3 separate regions of the Homo sapiens genome follow, and regions 1 and 3 are each linked to region 2. A link is an interaction called in ENCODE POLR2A ChIA-PET data of the cell type or tissue named here. Cell type or tissue: A673. All regions are shown on one strand. Region 1 overlaps MARK2 (microtubule affinity regulating kinase 2). Region 2 has its middle 4.3 kb from the start of COX8A. Region 3 overlaps SPINDOC (spindlin interactor and repressor of chromatin binding).

The links. Peaks named below come from ENCODE experiments on the same cell type or tissue, not always from the same donor. Only the 100,000 strongest peaks of a DNase experiment are listed, where the experiment ranks them.
Region 1: POLR2A ChIA-PET joins it to region 2 with 7 read pairs; 5 of 35 experiments call an interaction of 5 or more read pairs at or near these places.
Region 3: POLR2A ChIA-PET joins it to region 2 with 6 read pairs; 16 of 35 experiments call an interaction of 5 or more read pairs at or near these places.

What each region holds. Positions count from the first base shown.
Region 1 is chr11:63,859,781-63,862,280 of GRCh38, reverse strand. The region is part of intron 1 of MARK2 (microtubule affinity regulating kinase 2); the gene reads right to left. Among named protein-coding and RNA genes, the nearest start is that of MARK2, 22 kb to the right of the region's middle. In A673, no CTCF peak of the experiment used is centred here; no DNase peak of the experiment used is centred here; H3K27ac peaks cover 58 bases.
Region 2 is chr11:63,977,625-63,980,124 of GRCh38, reverse strand. No RefSeq gene overlaps it. Among named protein-coding and RNA genes, the nearest start is that of COX8A, 4.3 kb to the right of the region's middle. RefSeq lists enhancers at 823-1,500, 2,177-2,500. In A673, no CTCF peak of the experiment used is centred here; a DNase peak (open chromatin) is centred at 1,444; H3K4me3 peaks cover 522 bases; H3K27ac peaks cover 2,073 bases.
Region 3 is chr11:63,819,535-63,822,034 of GRCh38, reverse strand. The region is part of intron 5 of SPINDOC (spindlin interactor and repressor of chromatin binding); the gene reads right to left. Among named protein-coding and RNA genes, the nearest start is that of SPINDOC, 7.3 kb to the right of the region's middle. In A673, no CTCF peak of the experiment used is centred here; no DNase peak of the experiment used is centred here.

The sequences.
Region 1 (2,500 bases), 120 kb after region 2:
CTCTATTTCCTCACCTGTAAAACAGTGAGATCTACTAACTTACAAAGAATAAATGAAGCCAGGCATGGTGGCTCATGCCTGTAATCCCAGCACTTTGGGAAGCTGAGATGGGTGGATCACCTGATGTCCGGAGTTTGAGACCAGCCTGGCCAACACGGTAAAACCGCATCTCTACTAGAAATACAAAATATTAGCCGGGCATGGTGGCGGATACCTGCAATCCCAGCTACTCGGGAGGCAGAGGCAGGAGAATTGCTTGAACCCAGGAGGCGGAGACTGCAGTGAGCCAAGACAGTGCCACTGCACTCTAGCCTGAGCAACAAGAGCGAAACACCGTCTCAAAAAAAAAAAAAAAAGAAAGAAAGAAAGAAATTAGCCAGGCATGGTGGCAGATACTTATAATCCCAGCTACTTGGGAGGCTGAGGCAGGAGAATTGCTTGAACCCGGGAGGCGGAGGTTGCAGTGAGCCAAGGTCGTGCCGTTGCACTCTAGCCTGGACAACAAGAGCGAGACTCTGTCTCAAAAAAAAAAAAAAAAAAGAGTAAATGAGTTAATGAATGTAAAACAACTAAACAAGTGCTTGCGACAGAGTAAGGGCTCAATAAATGTTAGCTATTCTGTCTGTAGCTAAAGATACACAGCCTCAGAGGCAAACCATGCAAAAATGAGGAGACCCTGCCTACTCTTCAACCACTCAGTCCATTCCCTTTAAGGCTGAGTTTCCCAATGACTTGGACCAGATTAATGCGCTTACAGGGCCATCCAGGAGGTGCCATTACTAAGCCGTTGCCTTAACTAATACAGTAAACAAATATTTGAAATTAAAATTCTTGTTTTTTTTTTCTGAGACGGAGTCTCGCTCTGTCGCCCAGGCAGGAGTGCAGTGGTGCGATCTCAGCTCACTGCAACCTCCACCTCCCGGGGTCAAGCAATTCTCTGCCTCAGCCTCCAGAGTAGCTGGGATTACAGACGCCCACCACCACGCCTGGCTACGTTTTTTGTATTTTTAGTAGAGATGGGGTTTCACCATCTTGGCCAGGCTGGTCTTGAACTCCTGACCTCGTGATCCGCCCGCCTTAGCCTCCCTAAGTGCTGGGATTACCCGCGTGAGCCACTGCACCCAACCCGAAATTAAAGTTCCTTATCTTCCACACAGACCAGTAGCCGAAGAGAGAAAATAGCACATTAAGTTCAATTCTGGAACTGAAATGCATGCCACATGTAAATCTGAAAAGAAATACGCTTTGTGGAAAAAGCAGATTATGGGACTTGCTGAGTGATGGGAAATGGAGCTATGATCCTCTATGTAGACACGAATTGATATGTTGAGCACTTGATTAAACAGTTTTAAAAAAATGATTCCAATGAGATGTGATTCTGAGCAAATGACATGAGTTTTTGTTTTTGTTTTTTTTTTTCATTGAGATGGAGTCTCACTCGGTCACCGAGGCTGGAGTGCAGTGGCGTGATCTATGCTCACTGCAACCACCGCCTCCTGGGTTCAAGTGATTCTCCTGCCTCAGCCTCCTGAAGAGCTGGAACTATAGGCACGCGCCACCATACCCAGCTAATTTTTTGTATTTTAAGTAGAGACGGGGTTTCACCATATTGGCCAGGCTGGTCTCGAACTCCTGACCTCGTGATCCACCCGCCCTGGCCTCCCAAAGTGCTGGGATTACAGATGTGGGCCACTGTGCCTGGCTTTTTTATTTCTATTTATTTTTTTTTTTTTGAGAGGGAGTCTCTGTCACCCAGGCTACAGTGCAGTGGCATGATCTCGGCTCACTGTAGCCTCCCCCTCCTGGGTTCAAGCAATTCTCCTGCCTTAGCCTCCCAAGTAGCTGGGACTACAGGCGCACGCCACCACGCCCGGCTAATTTTTGTATTTTTAGTAGAGACGGGGTTTCACCATGTTGGCCAGGATGGTCTCGATCTCCTGACCTCGTGATCCACCCGCCTCAGCCTCCCAAAGTGCTGGGATTACAGGAGTGAGCCACTGCACCCAGCCGACATGAGTTTTAAAAGATTTGCTTAAAGTTGGTCAAAGTGACTATTAGAGGAGGCCCAAGGTCTATTATTTGTAGGACTTAGGGAAGCTGTTAAAAGTTAGAGGTGCTATGGAAATTGGAGAATGAGTATATGCAAAAGAACAAAGTTGAGAATTACAGGGTAGTTTACAGATTATATACTACTACAATTTTCCCTGTCACTTAAGGACTTGTCAAGGAAATACAAAGTTCACACACTGCTACAAACACTCCAAATAAACCTACCTCTTACAGGAAAAATAAAGTATACCTACATAACAGTGGGGTTTACAGGTATGTTTCATTAAGAAACAAGGGTTAGAGGCCGGATGTGGTGGCTCATGACTGTCATCCCAGTACTTTAGGAGGCCACGGCAGGTGGATCACCAGGTCAAGAGTTGAAGACCAGCCTGGCCATCATGGCAAAATCCTGTCTCTACTAAAAATACAAAAATAAGCCGGGCATGGTGGC
Region 2 (2,500 bases):
CTATCCTAACACTTTGGGAGGCCAAGGCGGGTGGATCACCTGAGATCGGGAGTTTGAGACCAGCCTGACCAACATAGAGAAACCCCATCTCTACTAAAAATACAAAATTAGCTGGGTGTGGTGGTGCATGTCTGTAGTCCCAGCTACTCGGGAGGCTGAAGCAGGAGAATCGCTTGAACTCGGGAGGCAGAGGTTGCCAATGACCCAAGGTCGTGCCATTGCACTCCAGCCTGGGCAACAAGAGCAAAACTCCGTCTCAAAAAAAAAAAAAAAGAAAAACTCAAGATCACACTTTTTCCAGTGCCACGTCCTTGCTGTGTGCAGCCCCGTGGTTATGAGACCAGCACCTCATCTGTGCCCACAGCCAGAGGAAAGCAGCCCTGAGTCAACCAAGGGCCAGGACACTCAGGGCCCTCTACTCAAGAAGTGCAGGCTTGGTGGGAATGCCCCGGCCTCCCACACCGCAGTGGCTGGTCCCCAGGGCCAGGGAGCTGCCAGCCAGGCCAGGAGATGGGCCTGAGAGGACAGTCAGGGGGCGCTCAGGTCCCACCTCCACAGGGACTAATGTAAGCAGAAAAGCCTCCCAGAACCATGCACAGAACAAGGGGTGGTCCTGTTGTGTGGAAGATGGCCATGAGGACCCTCCATCCAGAAACAAGGGACCTGTTGTGATACCTGTATGTGGCAGGTGGATTCTCCTAGGTCAGTACCCCATCCTGGCTCCAGATCCAACATAGGCTCTCCCCTCCCTGGCCGATGCTCCCACCGGGCACACCTGCAGCATTCTGAACCCCACTAGGGGCAACAGGCCCAGGCAGCTTCTCCCCGGCCCTCCAACTAGGCCCTGACCCTTCAGCCTCATATACAAAGTCTGGCTTGTGTGGAAGGAAAGGAGCCACCTAGGAGGCAGAGGACAATTTCCTAACGCTCAGGGAAACAGCTATGGCAGGAGCTAAACCCAGTACGGTATCAGGCACTGGGCCCCACAGGCTTCCCTGGGCATCACGCAGAAAAGCCAAGCAAGACCAGGCTACGGCAGGAGAGTCAGGTCCACCCTCAGCTCTGTCAACATAAATCAGGAAACAACCTGCAGAACAGGAGCTAGGAAGACGTGTGTTCAGACACTCAGGGCCTGAGGCCAACCACAGCCCTCCCCTCTCACCTGACATCTTTGCCCACTGTTCCAGGCACAGGCGTCCTGGCAGCCTCAGCTCCACAGGGGAGACTGAACCTGTGTCTTTTCAGAAATCAACCAAGTCACCCCAGCAAAGAGGATGCAAAGGAGAGGTAAAGCCATGTCTTCCTCGAGGGTGGGACCCGGCAGGTCCGAGTATTCCTTCCAGATGCTGGCAATCAGGACTCCAGCTCAGCGTGCAGTGTTTGGGAACATTGCCCCTGCTGAGGTACTTCCTGCCCCTCACACACCAGGAGAAAGAATCACTGAGGAAGGACTCCTGGGGACAGAGGAATGGCAGATTCCCCAAGTCAAACAGAGGAGGAGAAAGGGAAGCTGGCAGATAGAATGAAGAAAGACAATTAGTCCATAACCATGTATGGAAAGTGTTAGAAGGAAAGGGGCCCTGGAGTTGACATTTAAAAAGCAAGCAGGGGCCGGCGGCGGTGGCTCACGCCTGTAATCCCAGCATTTTGGGAGGCCGAGGCGGGCAGATATTGAGGTTCAAGAGATCGAGACCATCCTGGCCAACATGATGAAACCCCATCTCTACTAAAAATACAAAAATTAGCTGGGCGTGGTAGCACACGCCTGTAGTCCTAGCTACTCGGGAGGCTGAGGCAGGAGAATCACTTGAACCCAGGAGGCGGAGGTTGCAGTGAGCCGAGATCACACCACTGCACTCCAGCCTGGCGACAGAGCGAGACTCTGTCTCAAAAAAAAAAAAAAAAGCAAGCAGCCAGGCGCAGTGGCTGACACCTGTAGTCCCAGCACTTTGAAAGGCTGAGGTAGGAGGATCACTTGAGCCCACGAGTTCAAGATCAGCCTGTCCAACATAGTAAGACCCCATCTCTACAAGAAAATGTTTTAAGAAACTAGCCAGGTATGGCTGGGCGCAGTGGCTCATGCCTGTAATCCCAGCACTTTGGGAGGCCGAGGTGGGCGGATCACGAGGTCAGAAGTTCGAGACCAGCCTGACCAACAGGGTGAAACCCCATCTCTACTTAAAAAAAAAAAAAAAAACCATTAGCCGGGCATGGTGGCGAGCGCCTGTAATCCCAGCTACTCAGGAGGCTGAGAATCACTTGAACCCGGGAGGCGGAGGTTGCAGTGAGTCGAGATTGTTCCACTACACTCCAGCCTGGGCAACAGAGTGAGACTCAGTCTCAAAAAAAAAAAAAAAAAGATGAAACTAGCCAGGCATGGTGGTAGCACATGCCTATAGTCCCAGCTACTGGGGTACAACCTGTGGTGGGAGGATCGCTTGAGCCTGGGAGGTCAAGGCTGCAGTCAAAGTCAAGGCTACAGAGCTGTGATTGCGCCACT
Region 3 (2,500 bases), 160 kb after region 2:
AAGCACACCTGTCATCCCAGAACTTTGGGAGGCCCAGGTGGGAGGACTGCTTGCACCCAGGAGTTGGAGACTAGCTTGGGCAACACAGTGAAAACCTGTCTCTACAAAAAATTTAAGAATTAGCCTGGTGTGGAGATGCACACCTGTGGTCCCAGCTACTCAGGAGGCTGTGGCAGGAGGACTGCTTGAGCCTGGGAGTTTGAGGTTGCAGTGAGCTATGATGGCGCCATGGTACTCCAGCCTGGGCAGGGACTCTGTCTCAAAAAACAAAAACAAAAGCACACCTGCTTTTTGAGAGCCCTACTCTCAGGAGAGCCTCCAGCCACCTCGTTGGCCATCATTCTATGGCTCTAGTTTCAAACACACATTTCAGACAAGTTGGTACAAGGAGACGTGCACTCCTACCTATTCACTTCTTCAAGAAGCATTTCCTGAGCGCCTGTAAACTATGCTTGGCATGGAGAGGTGAACAGAGGACTAGGCTTGGTCTCTGCCCTGCTGGACTACATTCCAGTCTCATCCTAATTCTGTCTGCTGGGTCATGTGTGGTTGGCAGAATGATGCCCCTCACCCTAATCCCTGGAACCCGTGAATGTTTTGTTACATGGCAAAGGGGAATGAAGGTTACAGATGAAATTAAGGTTGCTCATCAGCGGACTCAAAAAGAGATTATCCTGGACTGAGTAGCCCAATATAATCATGAGGGTCCTTGAATGGGGAAGAGGCAGATGAGCCGGAACCCAGGACAGTATCTGAGAAAGACTCTACTAGCCACTGCTGGCTTTGAAGATGGAAGGAGGCCACAAGCCAAGAAATGCAGGCAGCCTCTAGGAGCTGGGCAAGTCAAGAAAATAGATTTTCCCCTAGAGCTTCCAGGAAGGAACACAGCCCTGCCAACAGCTTGATTTTAGCTCAGTGAGACCCATTTTGGACCTCTGACCTCCAGAACTGTAAAATAATAAATTTGGGTTTTGTTTTGTTTTTAGAGAGGGTCTCGTTCTGTCGTCCAGGCTGGAGTGCAGTGGTGTGATCATAGCTCATTGCAGCCTTGAACTCCTGGGCTGAAACAATCCTCCTGTCTCAGCCTCCCAAGTGGCTGGGACTACAGGCACAAGCGATGTGTGTTGTTTTTTTTTTTTTTTTTTGAGACGGAGTTTCGCTCTGTCGCCCAGGCTGGAGTGCAGTGGCGCGATCTCGACTCACTGCAAGCTCCGCCTCCCGGGTTCACGCCATTCTCCTGCCTCAGCCTCCCGTGTAGCTGGGACTACAGGCGTGCGCCACCATGCCCGGCTAATTTTTGTATTTTTAGTAGAGACGGGGTTTCACCGTGTTAGCCAGGATGGTCTCGATCTCCTGACCTCGTGATCCGCCCGTCTCAGCCTCCCAAAGTGCTGGGATTACAGGCGTGAGCCACCGCGCCCGGCCCGATGTGTGTTGTTTTAAGCCATTAGATTTGTGTGATTTGTTACAGCAGCAAATAGGAAACTGACATAAGGACCATGGGGAAGAAGGAACCATTTCTTTGAGAAATGGTTTTCCCTTTTGGAAAAAGGAATGGACATCTGCCCTTCTATACAAGTTATTTTTGTAAGGGCCAAATAAACTGTATGTAAGCTTCTTTTTTTTTTTTTTTTTTGGAGACAGAGTTTCACTCTGTTGCCCAGGCTGGAGTGCAGTGGCGCAATCTCGGCTCACTGCAACTTCCACCTCCCAGGTTCAAGCAATTCTCCTGCCTCAGCCTCCCAAGTAGCTGGGATTACAGGCGCCTGCCACCACACCTGGCTAATTTTTATATTTTTAGTAGAGATGAGGTTTCGCCATATCGGCCAGGTTGGTCTCAAACTCCCGACCTCAGGTGATCTGCCCGCCTCAGCCTGCCAAAGTGCTGGGATTACAGGCGTGAGCCACCACGACTTGCCTTGTATGTAAGCTTCTTAAACTCAGTAGGAGCCCAAACAACACAAGCACTTACTGCTGTTATGAGGCAATTTACTGAGCTGGTGTCCCCTGGAGGTGTCTGTCCACTGCTCATCTTATCTATTCTCTGGACACCTAACTGAATTGCTGAGTGGCCCCATCTGGGCCTCAGCTCCACCAGGGTAAGGTGGGCACCCCTCAGGCTCTAGCTAGAACAAACTGCATGTGTGGAAATCAGTATCAGGCTTCTGGGAAACACTGGCCTACCCGGACCCAGTGACCAATTCCAGGAAACAAGGAAACACTAAGAAAAGCCCACCTGGTCAGGTGCGGTGGCTCACGCCTGTAATCCTAGCAGTTTGGGAGGCTGAGGCAGGTGGATCACCTGAGGTCAGGAGTTCGAGACCAGCCTGGCCAACATGGCGAAACCCTGTCTCTACTAAAAATACAAAAATTAGCTGGGCATGGTGGCACACGCCTGTAATCCCAGCTACTCAGGAGGGTGAGGCAGGAGAATCGCTTGAACCTGGGAAGCAGAGGATGCACTGAACCGAGATCGCGCCACTGCACTCCAGCCTGGGCG